3 separate regions of the Homo sapiens genome follow, and regions 1 and 2 are each linked to region 3. The links are chromatin contacts, found by Hi-C or POLR2A ChIA-PET in ENCODE. All regions are on one chromosome and are shown on one strand. Each heading gives the region's core, a stretch centred on a gene start or an enhancer-like site at or near the end of the contact. The rest is flanking DNA. Distances are from core to core; before and after follow the strand shown.

Region 1 (3,978 bases), core at 950-3,449, 35 kb after region 3:
ATAGAATAGGCCGGGCACAGTGGTTCATGCCTGTAATCCCAGCACTTTGGGAGGCCAGGGTGGGCGAATCACCTTAGGTCAGGAGTTCAAGACAAGCCTGGCCAACATGGCAAAATTCCGTCCTTACTAAAAATACAAAAATTAGCTGGGCGTGATGGCGGGCGCCGGTAATCCCAGCTACTCGGGAGGCTGAGGCAGGAGAATCACTTGAACCCGGGAGGCGGAGGTTGCAGTGAGCTGAGATCACGCCACTTCACTCCAGCCTGGGCAACAAGAGCGAGATTCTGTCAAATAAATAAATAAACAAATAAATAAAAAGAATAAAATAAAATGAGATGGCACAGTATCACCACCCTTCCCCATCAGTAATCACTCAGTGCAGGAATACCCCTCACCCTGCGGCTTTACAAGCATCAATTACTCTGGTGTTTTTAGGCTGTGGAGGTGGATGGTAATTTACAACCGATCAGAGAAAGAAAGAAAATAAGTAGCCAGAGTAGACTCCCATATGTGGTATGTGCCGAAAATGGAAAATTCATCTTATTAAGTGGAACAGCTCCCTCAGCACTTTTCACAGATTCCCTAGGATATCCTACGATTGATACGTTTCAATGAGCCATCTTTATCTGTGTTTTGGTTCCAACTAAATATTAATTCATAGATGCGCTAAAGACCCCACATTCTTAATTCCAGATTATTTTATGAAGATATCACTTTAAGGCCGGGTGTGGTAGCTCACGCCTATAATCCCAGCACTTTGGGAGGCTGAGGCTGGTGGATCACAAGTTCAGGAGATCGAGACCATCCTGGCCAACATGGTGAAACTCTGTCTCTACTAAAAATACAAAAATTAGCCAGGCGTGGTAGCATACGCCTGTAATCCCAGCTACTTGGGAGGCTGAGGCAGGAGAATCGCTTGAACCCAGGAGCGGGGTTGCAGTGAGCCGATATCGCGCCTCTGCTCTCCAGTCTGGGCGACAGAGAGAGACTCCATCTCAAAACAAAAACAAACAAACAAACAACAAGAAAACTCCAAAAATACAAAAACTAGTGTTTCCCAGAACACATGCTGAGAAGTGTGTTCATCAGGAAACGACAGAGCTCATCCCATAGCACTGAAAACATTCCCGCTCATTTCTGAGAATCTTTGCTGAATCTTTACACAAAGGGTAAAGTTACTCCACTCGAACCTGTGGGCTTATCTTTCTCCATGGCACATTCTAACAGCATGTTTGTGCCTGTCCTTCCTTCTCACAAAACACAATAAAGGTCCTTCTAGTGAAAAGTACTCTGAATGGGTCTCTCAAAGCACTTGTTTAACAGGAAAGCTTAGTTGGGCTAGAGGATTTCCTTTCTTTAAAAAAAAAAGAAAGCAACTTTCTGTGCTACAACCCTCATTAAAGAAACTAGCGCAGTTCAGGCTGCTTAGGCAGTGTTTTGCTAGAATGGGTGCTGGTCCCTGGTGTTAGTCTGGTGGTACCTCGCAGGGTGACTCATGTTCTGATGTCTTAAAGAACTGATTCTCTGAAGGAAATTATTCAGGATGTGAAATGTCAAGAAAGACAGATGATGATTAAAAAAAGAAAGAGAAGTCAGGGTGACACTGACCTTAACTGGGAAATTGCACAAATGAGAATATAGTGGGAAAGGAAAGAGGGATGAAGAGGGCAAAGAGAGGAAGGGAGGAAAGAAGGAGAGCAGACTGGCTGTGAGGGAGGCAGGGCACATGGGAAATGGGAGGAAAGAGGTCTGGCATTTACTGAACATCATCTGTGTGCTTGGGAAGGGCGCAGAGAGGTATTAGAATAAGAATTTTTGTAAAAAGTCACAGGCAAAGTCATTTGATATGGGTTTTGAGAAGCGAGAACCACCCAAATCCCCTAGGAATATAAATCACCCTTGGAAAACATGACTAAGATTCAAGACTGAGCATTTTTTTTTTTTTTTTGAGATGGAGTCTCACTTTGTCACCCAGGATGGCGTGTAGTGGTGGGATCTTGGTTCACTGCAACCTCCATTTCCCAGGTTCAAGCGATTCTCCTGCCTCAGCCTCCCGAGTAGCTGGGATTATAGGTGTGCACCACCATGCCGGGCTAATTTTTGTATTTTTAATAGAGATGGGGTTTCACTATGTTGGCCAGGCTGGTCTCGAACTCCTGACCTCAGGCGATTCAACTTCCTTGGCCTCCCAAAGTGCTGGGATTACAGGCATGAGTCGCCGCACCCGGCCAAGACTGAGCTCTTTTAATGCCCATATACCGAGGGTAGAAATCTACAAAACATATGACCTGCAAACTGAATGATCAGGAAAGGATCCTAACCACCAGAATGGGCAGGCAGAGTTGTAAAAAAACAGGGGATGAGAGTTTCCACCCACTACATGCGTCTCTGACATTTCTGCAGGCACCCAATCCCGGTCCCTTTGCTGTGTCTCGGACTACACGTCTGATGGCGTGCCACCAAGCACCAAGAGCAAAGTTGACCCTGGACCCCATGGAGCCAATTCTCCTGCCACCCCATCAGATATCTACATTTGGTAGAGATTCCAAAATTGTGATAGGAGACTAAGCAGTGCAATTAGCGGGGAAAGGAATGAGGAAGAAGCATGTTTTATTCACTGTTTGGGCAATCAACTAGAACTTCCTTGTAACTTGTCTGGCTGCTTCAGCTTTAGCTAGTTCACCAATATCCAGTCTGGACCTGTTATGACAGAGGCCACCTTCCTGTTCAGATTGGTGGGAATTCCATTTTCTTTCTTTCTTTTTTTTTTTTTTTTTTGAGTTGGAGTTTCACTCTTGTTGCCCAGGCTGGAGTGCAATGGCACCATCTCAGCTCACTGCCACCTCTGCCTGCCGGGTTCTAGTGATTCTCCTGCCTCAGCCTCCCAAATAGCTGGGACTACAGGCACTTGCCACCACGCCTGGCTAATTTTTGTATTTTTAGTAGAGACGGGGTTTCACCATGTTGGTCTGGCTGGTCTTGAACTCCTGACCTCAGGTGATCCACTCACCTCAGTCTCCCAAAGTGCTGGGATTGCAGGCGTGAGCCACTGTGCCCGGCAGGGAATTTCACTTTAATTTTGGTCAAGTATCATGAGTTTAGTACCTTCTGATTCAAGGCAGAAGGCACTTAAGCTCAATCCTCAACAGCTTGAAATCAAAACCAGAAACCCACTCTAAGAGGTAATCCATCTAAATGTTTGCTATGGAAAGGTAGCGGACACACAACATACAGGAGTCAATGGCCTCCCCACATTTGGGTGAGATGGGGCTCGCGGGGTGCATGCACTCCCCACACTGAGAATCTCCCCACAGGCAGATTCTGTGACCAGAACAGGAAGAATCATTGCAGAAATGGGATTTCATGCATATCACATCTTCTACAGGTTAAAATTATTAGAAAAAAATAGCTCATCCAGATAGCAGAACCCAAGAAAGAGAAACTAGAGGGGGGGTTTGGCATGGGGGAAAAAGAGGCTTCTAGAAAGCCTTCAAGGGCAGAATGGCAGTAACAGAGACCTCGGGAAAACCAGCTAAAATCCGAGGCTTCTCTGACTAAGGCTGCAGGGAGGCGTGTCTGGAGCGCTGAAACCAGAACACTATGATAATGATTTCTGTGAATGTGATGCTAAGGTTGTTCGGCTAGAATTTTAGGGAACACCATGGAGGAAATATTTTCAGCCTGATATCAAATCTGGGGTCCAGAGAGAAAAGTCTCAGCTTGCTCATGGAGAAGAGCTACAAGAGAAGCCCACATCTGTTTGCCAGGGTGGGAGAACCAGCAGGAGATGAAATAGAAAAGCCACAAAAGAAAAGGCATCATGGTAAAAGCAAGCCATGTTCTACTGCCTTCAGTGATGTACTGTCTGCGGTCACTTACACTCAACATTGGCAGAGACCACGTGGTCCACAAAGCCTAAAATGTTTACTTGCTGGCCCTTTACAGAAAAAGTTTGCTGGCCTTGGTCTAGACCCTGCC
Region 2 (4,367 bases), core at 1,140-3,639, 64 kb before region 3:
CACAGCTTGCTTGTATACATTTTAGGGAGACACGAGACATCAATCAGTAGAAGAATTACATTGGTTAGGTCTGGGAAGGCAGGACAATTTGAAGCAAAGGCAGGAAGACTTGAAGCAGGGAGGGGGTTTCCAGGTCACAGATAAGTGAGACACAAATGGTTGCATTCTTTTGAGTTTCTGATTAGGCTTTCCAAAGGAGGCAAATAAGATGTGCATCTCTCTCAGTGAGCAGAGGGATAACTTTGAATAGAATGAGAGGCAGGTTTGTCTTAAGCAGTTTCCAGCTTGAGTTTTCCTTCGTAAAAAGGAAAATATTTTGGGGGTCCAAGATATTTTCCTTTCACACTCCCTTCTCCCATACAGAAGGAATATACTTCCCTGCTTCATTTCTGCTGGGCTTAGCCATGTGCATTTACTTTGGCCATAGGATATTGGCAGGTGTGATGCAAGCAAAGGTTTACAATGTGTTTGTGCAGTTGGACTTGTGTTCTTGCTTCTGCCATTGTTAGAGAAGCCGAGGCCTAGGAGGGCCAGAGTGACACCATTTTAAGTTGAGCTCCATCTTGAGACTCCTTGCCAGTCACAACCCATGGTCATAAGATGTTTACAGTTGAGAAAACAGCCTAAAGATACCTGCAAGGACACAATCCTGTAACAACAGAAAGACCAGATGTCCCAATACCCGTAATATATGCTTTCAAGATAATTATAGTTATGCTTTAATGTACTTATACACTAAAATGTCAAGGAGAGTTTTCTTTAAATCAATAAAATAATAAATTTTGTCATGCTGTCAGACCACATGCACAAAGACACAGCTTAGTTTAGCCTTTACATAGACAAAACCCCTATATATCAAATTTTTTTTTTTTTCAGACAGAGTCTCGCTCTGTCTCCCAGGCTGGAGTGCAGTGGCGCAATCTCGGCTCACTGCAAGCTCCACCTCCCGGGTTCACCCATTCTCCTGCCTCAGCCTCCCAAGTAGCTGGGACTACAGGCGCCCACCACCACAGCCGGCTAATTTTTTGTATTTTTAGTAAAGATGGGGGTTTCACCGTGTTAGCTAGGATGGTCTCGATCTCCTGACCTTGTGATCTGCCCACCTCGGCTTCCCAAAGTGCTGGGATTAGGCGTGAGCCACCGCGCCCGGCCTATATATGAAAAATTTAAAATGGCCAGGCGCAGTGGCCCAGCACTTTGGGAGGCGAGGCGGGTGGATCATCCTGAGGTCAGGAGTTTGAGACCAGCCTGGCCAACATGCGAAGCCCTGTCTCTACTAAAACTACAAAAATTCACCAGGCGTGGTGGCGGGCGCCTGTAATCCCAGCTACTCAGGAGGCTGAGGCAGGAGAATTGCTTGAACCCAGGAGGCAGAGGTTGCAGTGAACCGAGATTGTGCCATTGCACTCCAGCCTGGGCAATAGAGCAAGAGTCCATCTCAAAAAAAAAAAAAAAAGAAAAAGCTAAAACAAAGACGGGGCATTCCTTTGCTTGCTTCCTAAGGACGCCCTACTCTGTAATGGAGGCGCTTTCAATAAACTCTCACCGTACCCTGCAACTTGTCTTGAATTCCTTCCTGCGTGTAATTCAGGAGGCCTCTCTTGGGGTCTGGATCAAGACCGCTTTTTCTGTGAACAACCACCATGAGAAGAACACGCCCTGACTGACCCACTGGTCCAGGGAAGCTGAGACATGGAGAAGACAGGGACCCAATCTTCAGCTTGGAGACACGTCCAGCTGAACTCAGCCCACATCAGTGACCTGCAGATGCATAAGTGAGAATAAACGATTGTTGGGTTACGCCTCTGAGTTTGGGAGGCATTTTGTTACACCTCTTTAGTGTGGCAATAGTAGACTAATAATACATGCTCTATTATGCAGAAGTGTGTGGCTTAAAATAATAGTTGAATGACCAGGTGCGGTGGCTCAGGCCTGTAATCTCAACATTTTGGGAGGCCATGGTGGGAGGATCACATGAGGCCAGGAGTTCAAGACCAGCCCGGGCAACATAGTGGGACCCCCGTCTCCATAAAATTTTTAAAAAATTAGCCTGGCGTGGTGGGCGCACGCCTGTAGTCCCAGCTACTCGGGACGGCCAGAATGAACGGCATTATCGTCTGTCTCTTCATTCTGATTCTGGCCAGCAAGGGGTGGCCTCCCCCTGCGGTCCTTGCTGTTAGGTCCCTGCGCCCCCTCAGCTTTGCGCTGAAGGTCGCTTTACCGGACCCCACTTCGCCCTACCAGGCGCAGGATGAGCGTCTCTGTTCTTTTAATGTGGCGTCCCCCACAGGCCACCGTACCAGGCCGCCGGTCCGGGGTTAGGGCACTTGACGCCGGCGCCGCCATGTTGTCTCCGGGCCACTTCCGCGTTTCTGGCGCGTGGTCTTGCATTTCCTACTTGGTCCTGTTCGTGGCGCCGCGCCTCCGGGTGTTGGGGAGTCCGGGATGATGGGGAATCCGGGGCTCGCCCTAGTCGCGGGGACACCGCCTTCCAGGAGCTGTCCCCAGGCAAACTCACAGACATCTTCAAAGAGCCTTCTTGGACATTCTGCTTTTTGCTCCTCATAACAGGCTTCGGTAAGAGAACAGGCAAACATCACTGCGGGCGCCTCTAGGGCTCGTTTCCCTGTCCCAGTACCGGGAATCGGGGAGGGGTCCAAGCAGAGTTCACTTAGTTAACAAATCAGTGAAGCAGTTGGAAAATCTCAGTTATATTTTAAATGAGATCGAGGGCGGTGACTCACGCCTGTAATCTCAGCACTTTGGGAGGCCGAAGCGGAGGTGGAGGGTCGCTTGAGGCCAGGAGTTCGAGACCAGCCTGGGCAACGTGGTGAGCCACCCCCGCCCCCGCCCCTCTATAAAAAATACAAGAATTAGCCGGGCTTATTGGCATGGGATTGTGGTCCCAGCTACTTAGGAGGCTGAGGTGGGAGGTCGCTTGAGCCATGGAGGTCGAGGCTGCACTGAGCTGTGATCACGCCACTGCACTCCAGCCTGAGGCTACGGAGAGAGACCCTGTCTCTAATTAATAAATAAATTATAGATAGATGATAGATAGATGCAATAAAAAATAAAATTGGCTTGTAAACGGCAAACTAAAAGTGGAAATTATCATTACAATGAAAATATTAATTTGAGGAACCGAAAACTTAACTTTCCTTTTCCTGTAGTTAAGTTTAAGCACTTAGATTTGCTTCAGTGATTCCCAGGCTTCATGATTGCAAGCTGCTTGCTTGTAAGCACCTTGTCTCTCACTAAAAAAAATTACAGTTATTTTAAAGTCCCGCTGGATGCTCATTCTTTAAGGAGGGTGAACAATGGTAACTCCTGTACCGTTAGAGCTCTGAATGAAGCCAGATACGTTCCATAGATCACAGAACTCATTTTCTGGCTTGGTGAGCCTGGTCAAGTTTCTTAACCTTTCTGAGCCACAGATGTTTCAATTATAAAGTGATAATAACCCTTCACTGGGAAGGTTATTGTGAGGATAATATGAGATCAGCTATACCAAAATATGCCTAACATGTACTTGACATCCAGTAAGCTTTCTGAATTAGGATATAAATGGCATTAATGGTTAATCATTGTTATTCTTTTGTTCCATGATATGCATGAATAACAACTTGAAGCCTTCAAACTGCTGAGAGCTGCTTGGTGGACCTCGTCTCTCAATTTGCCCTTCCCACTAAACCTGTCTTCCCCCAACAGTGGGCTTTCTGGTCAGCATTTCAGAATGTCTCAAACCGTAGGTCCTTCCCACAGCCCCAAATCTCAGCAAATGACCAGTCTCTTGCTTCAAGCTATTAAATGGATGCTGTCTGACAGCCCTCCCTTGAAACCTGCAAACTCTCGTGCTTTGGCATCCATCCTTTCCCTCTAGTGCAATGCAAGTCACATCCTCCCTCTGGCTAACCTCTCCACCCATCTTCTGGATTCCCCACACCTCTCCAATCTAATCTTCACACTCCAGCCAGGGCGAACACTTACAAATATAAACACAGTCATTTCATTCTCTATCTAGCAACTTTCCATGGACTTCCTTTTGCTCTCAGGGTTCACCTCAACATCCTTACAGGCTTTCCAGGCTGTGTATGCTCTGGCTTACCACTGCTTCTTATTTTTTTTTTTATTATTTATTTATTTATTTATTTATTGATTGATCATTCTTGGGTGTTTCTCGCAGAGGGGGATTTGGCAGGGTCACAGGACAATAGTGGAGGGAAGGTCAGCAGATAAACAAGTGAACAAAGGTCTCTGGTTTTCCTAGGCAGAGGACCCTGCGGCCTTCCGCAGTGTTTGTGTCCCTGGGTACTTGAGATTAGGGAGTGGTGATGACTCTTAACGAGCATGCTGCCTTCAAGCGTCTG
Region 3 (3,985 bases), core at 303-2,802:
TGGCTCACTACAACCTCCACCTCCCTGGTTCAAACAATTCTTATGCTTCAGCCTCCTGAGTAGCTGGGATTACAGGCACGCGCCACCAAGGCCGGCTAATTTTTGTCTTTTTAGTAGAGACGAGTTTCACCATGTTGGCCAGGCTGGTCTCGAACTCTTGTCCTCAAGTGATCTGCATGCCTCAGTCTCCCAAACTGCTGGGATTACAGGTGGCCCTCACCCAGCCAGAATTTTTTTTTCAGGGCAAGAAAATTTCACCTATATTTGGGCGATTATTCCTTAAGGTGTAATGTCATAAGTATTGCATGACATTGTAAAATAAGATCACTTAAGAAGCAATATGATAAGTATTATGTTGTAGAAGTTATGAGCATATATTTATGGAAGGAATAAAAAGTCAACCATCCTAGTGGTACTTGGAGATTCGCAAGTGGGAATAAAATTTCCAGAGACAAATTTAAATTTCTGGACATGGAGTCCAAAAGTGCTATATCTCACAACTTTGTCGTGGAAAGAGCAGAGTGCCAAACAGGCTCTTTGAGAGTGGATAACCACAACCATGACACCAAAGATGAATGTGAAAAGTTCAAATACAATTTTCATGAAATGAGAAAGCAGGGGAAAATGTTTCTTAAATTATTATTTTTATGTGATTTTAAACATGTATATGCAATCAAAGAATAAGTTTTAGAAGTATGCATTCAAATTGAATTAAATACTTGAAAAAATTTTTCATTGGGAAATAGAAGGAGTGCTTAATATTTGGGGTCACCACGTGGGCAGAAAAGAGCAAACATAGCAGGTCTGAGACTGCTTCCTCCGAAGGCCGGCTTGCAAGGTTCGCCCTGGGCTGGTATCTGGTAACTTAGATGTTTGGAGGATTTCCCAGTTATTTTTTATTCTCTGATAAGAATAGCTCATGGGCCGGGTGCAGTGGCTCATGCTTGTAATCCAAGCACTTTGGGAGGCCGAGGCAGGCAGATCACTTGAGGTCAGGGGTTCGAGACCAGCCTGGCCAACATGGTGAAACCCCGTCTCTACTAAAAATACAAAAATTAGCCAGGTGTGGTGGCAGGTGCCTGTAATCCCAGCTACTTGGGAGGCTGAGGCAGGAGAATCACTTGAACCTGGGAGACGGAGATTGCAGTGAGCCAAGATCATGCCATTGTACTCCAGCCTGGGCAACAAGAGTGAAACTCAATCTCAAAAAAAAACAAATAATAATAATAATAAAAAAACTCATGATGCCTAACTGTGCAAACAGCATGGTTTATGCTGACCATCTGCATTCTTTTGGGGAGTCTAGAGTTTTTTTGTTAAAAACCTTTGACACTGAGTCTCTCATGAGCTTCCCTGGTATAGACAACATTTCACATGTGGTGTCATTAATTGCTGCTGGGAGAATTAAGTGCCTATTGTGTGTGTGGTTTGGTGGGGAGTGGGGGCAGGACGGCCGACTTTTGGAAGCTTGTGCCTGGTTTCCTTTGCACTTTGCTCCATGAGTCTTTGGTGATCTTGCTCTGTGTCCTTTTGTTGTAATGACTCACAGCTGTGAATACGACTATGTGCTGAGGCCTATGAGTCCTTCCAGTGAATCATCAAACCTGGGAGTGGTCTTGAGTGTCCTCGACATACTTTATTTTTAGCCTTGCCTTGTATTTGGAGCTATACAGTATATGTTGGGGGTGCTGGGGGAGGCTTGCTTCTAAGAGAACTGCCTCTATGGGAAAGTAACAGCAATGAAATCAACCCTACATTGACTTCAGGAGTCCAGCTTCACTAATTTATCTAGGGCTTCCTGGTTTTCCAGTTCCCGTCATCAAAGCACTCAGGGCACCCTACAACCGAAATTTCCCTTCCCAAGGGAATTCTCCTGTTAAAAGTGTGGCATTTCTGAGAAAAAGTAAGGCATTTCTGGAAAAAAAAATCCCTTCTTCCTGCATTTGAAGCTTGGAGTGCCCAATAATTTTTCTATTCCACCTAAAGAGGTAAGATTTTGTATTAGAAAAACATACGATAATATTAGTGCAAAAGACAGCAATCTAGATGAGAGATCTACTGAGATGAAAAATAAATACCGTGTAAACCATGTAGTTCATCAAGTAATCAATTTTAGTTCTTTTAAATCTGGTTTTCCCACTATTCTTCATTATTTTAGTGTCAGCACCTGAAAATGGAAAATTCAATGTAGTCATCAGTTGGGAAAAATCAATTCACTAGCTCACCAATAAAATTACTCTTCTTGGCCAGGCATGGTGGCTTACGCCTGTAATCCCAGCAGTTTTGGAGGCTGAGTTGGGCGGATCACCTGAGGTCAGGGGTTCGAGGCCAGCCTGGCCAACATGGCAAAACCCTGTCTCTACTAAAAATACAAAAATTATCTGGGCATGGTGGCACATGCCTATAATCCCAACTACTCTGGAGCCTGAGACAGGAGAATCACTTGAACCCAGGAGACAGAGGTTGCAGTGAGCTGAGATTATGCCACTGCACTCCAGCCTGGGCTACAGAGTGAGACTCTGTCTCAAAAAAAAAAAAAAAAAAAAAAAAAAGCTCATGATGCTATTACTCTTCTTTTGGTTTTGATGGACAAAGGACAGAAAAGCAATCCCCTCTAAGTCTTTAAAGATCATAGCTGATTAATTTCCCAAGAAACTCTGAACGTACCTGCAAAAATGACTAAGCCGTGGCAGAAATCGGTGTTCCTAATTACACAGCCACGTAACAAAATTTTATCAGCATCCAAAGGAAAACTTGTGTTTCTCCAAAATAGTGTTCCTGTAAACTTATCTAGTCTGTTATTGGGTTCTTCACATTCAATAAAACCTTTTAAAAATATAAGATTCACATAATTAATCACATACAAAAGTCTTTCTGGTTTTAATCAATAGGAATTGAACCAAGCAACTAAAATTTAAAGCAAAGTAAGACATGTTTGGTACAAACCATCAAATGTAGCCAATGTATCTTCTCTTTGGAGGTACTGGTCTGTGATTTCAAGTGACATCTTAAATTTTAAATTGGTTTCTCTAAAGGAATGGGGAAAAAATGAATTAAATGAACAAATTTTTGAGTTCAAAGTGGAAGTTAATCATCCAAAGTTACATTAGCCATACCTGGACATGAAGCCTAAATAATTAGCTGTTTCTATTTTCAAACTCTGTTCACCTTGGAACTTCAGGTTTGGAAAAGGTTATCCCCTGAAGTCGAGAAAATTTCTGACCTTGGGAAATGTTGGTTCCCTTCACTGTTTGTTGTTGTGAAGGTTAGGACAGAGGTACCCACAAACATCCTTCTCATTAACTTTAACTTTACCATCAGCTAGGACTACCAAAGTGCTGTTTGAAAATGTAGTGTCTAATATTTAATCACATTAAAATGATTCTATAACACATATTTGTTACAGAAATTCTGTTTCGCCTCTGTCAAATTCTTTTCCAGAGTGAATAACTGGATCACATGTTTTTGAAAGACAATTTTATTTGGAAAAGGAAGTCTTAGCTTTACTCCCAACTGCCCCACCATAGTGCAAGGTAAGGTCGTGGGTGGGCACAAGGGCAGGCCGGGGCAGGTGCTCTCAAGGGTGAGGCTGCCGTCTCACGACTGAAGGCTTTATATAGGATTCACGAATACTCAGGAATTTTCCCTAGGGAAGTTCATTCTCAACCTCACCATTCTGTTCTGGCAGGGCATGTTAGGATCTTATGTCTTTGTAAAGCTTTAGAATCTCTCATGGAAATAATAGCAGTTTTATAGTTGAGAATAAACAGTCGGGCGCCGCGGCTCACGCATGTAATGGCAGCACTTTGGGAGGCAGAGGCAGGCAGATCACTTGAGGTCAGGAGTTTGAGACCAACCTGACAACAGAAAGCTCTATCAGGCAACTGCCCATAATCCAATTTGGGTATAGCCTCGGGGCCTTAAAGAGAATGCAGTGTCTTTGTCAGTTAAGCCTTTACAATTAAGAAGTGGTTAATTGGTTTTT

What was found. Hi-C counts contacts between places; a loop is a spot of excess contacts on that map. ChIA-PET counts read pairs that join two places held with the same protein, here RNA polymerase II (POLR2A). Pooled maps may share reads with other maps.
Region 1: a loop to region 3 is called in a map of endothelial cell of umbilical vein, with 2.3 times the contacts of the local background. The contact joins two enhancer-like sites. A Hi-C loop is called at or near these places in 2 of 168 maps with a recorded cell type or tissue (ascending aorta and endothelial cell of umbilical vein) and 2 of 50 pooled maps. POLR2A ChIA-PET finds 5 or more read pairs at or near these places in 6 of 52 experiments (A549, BJ, CD4-positive, alpha-beta T cell and 3 more).
Region 2: a loop to region 3 is called in a map of heart right ventricle, with 2.1 times the contacts of the local background. The contact joins the promoter of ATP8B1-AS1 here to the enhancer-like site in region 3. A Hi-C loop is called at or near these places in 1 of 168 maps with a recorded cell type or tissue (heart right ventricle) and 1 of 50 pooled maps. POLR2A ChIA-PET finds 5 or more read pairs at or near these places in 8 of 52 experiments (AG04449, AG04450, B cell and 5 more).

Annotation. Positions count from the first base shown.
Region 1 is chr18:57,726,790-57,730,767 of GRCh38, forward strand. The region is part of intron 2 of ATP8B1 (ATPase phospholipid transporting 8B1); the gene reads right to left. Among named protein-coding and RNA genes, the nearest start is that of ATP8B1, 75 kb to the right of the region's middle. Within about 2 kb of position 2,200, at least 5 of the 41 ENCODE cell types and tissues checked have a DNase peak (open chromatin) inside an H3K27ac peak, as active enhancers do; they include ascending aorta and endothelial cell of umbilical vein, where a contact is called at or near this core.
Region 2 is chr18:57,627,942-57,632,308 of GRCh38, forward strand. It overlaps ATP8B1-AS1 (ATP8B1 antisense RNA 1), which reads left to right and starts at 2,390. Exons shown (of 3, transcript NR_164148.1): 1 at 2,390-2,577. RefSeq lists enhancers at 2,042-2,091, 2,138-2,638, 2,162-2,651.
Region 3 is chr18:57,692,504-57,696,488 of GRCh38, forward strand. ATP8B1 (ATPase phospholipid transporting 8B1) reads right to left here. Exons shown (of 28, transcript NM_001374385.1): 9 at 2,947-3,029; 10 at 2,668-2,826; 11 at 2,079-2,167. Among named protein-coding and RNA genes, the nearest start is that of ATP8B1-AS1, 64 kb to the left of the region's middle. RefSeq lists an enhancer at 1,184-2,383. Within about 2 kb of position 1,553, at least 6 of the 41 ENCODE cell types and tissues checked have a DNase peak (open chromatin) inside an H3K27ac peak, as active enhancers do; they include PC-9, ascending aorta and endothelial cell of umbilical vein, where a contact is called at or near this core.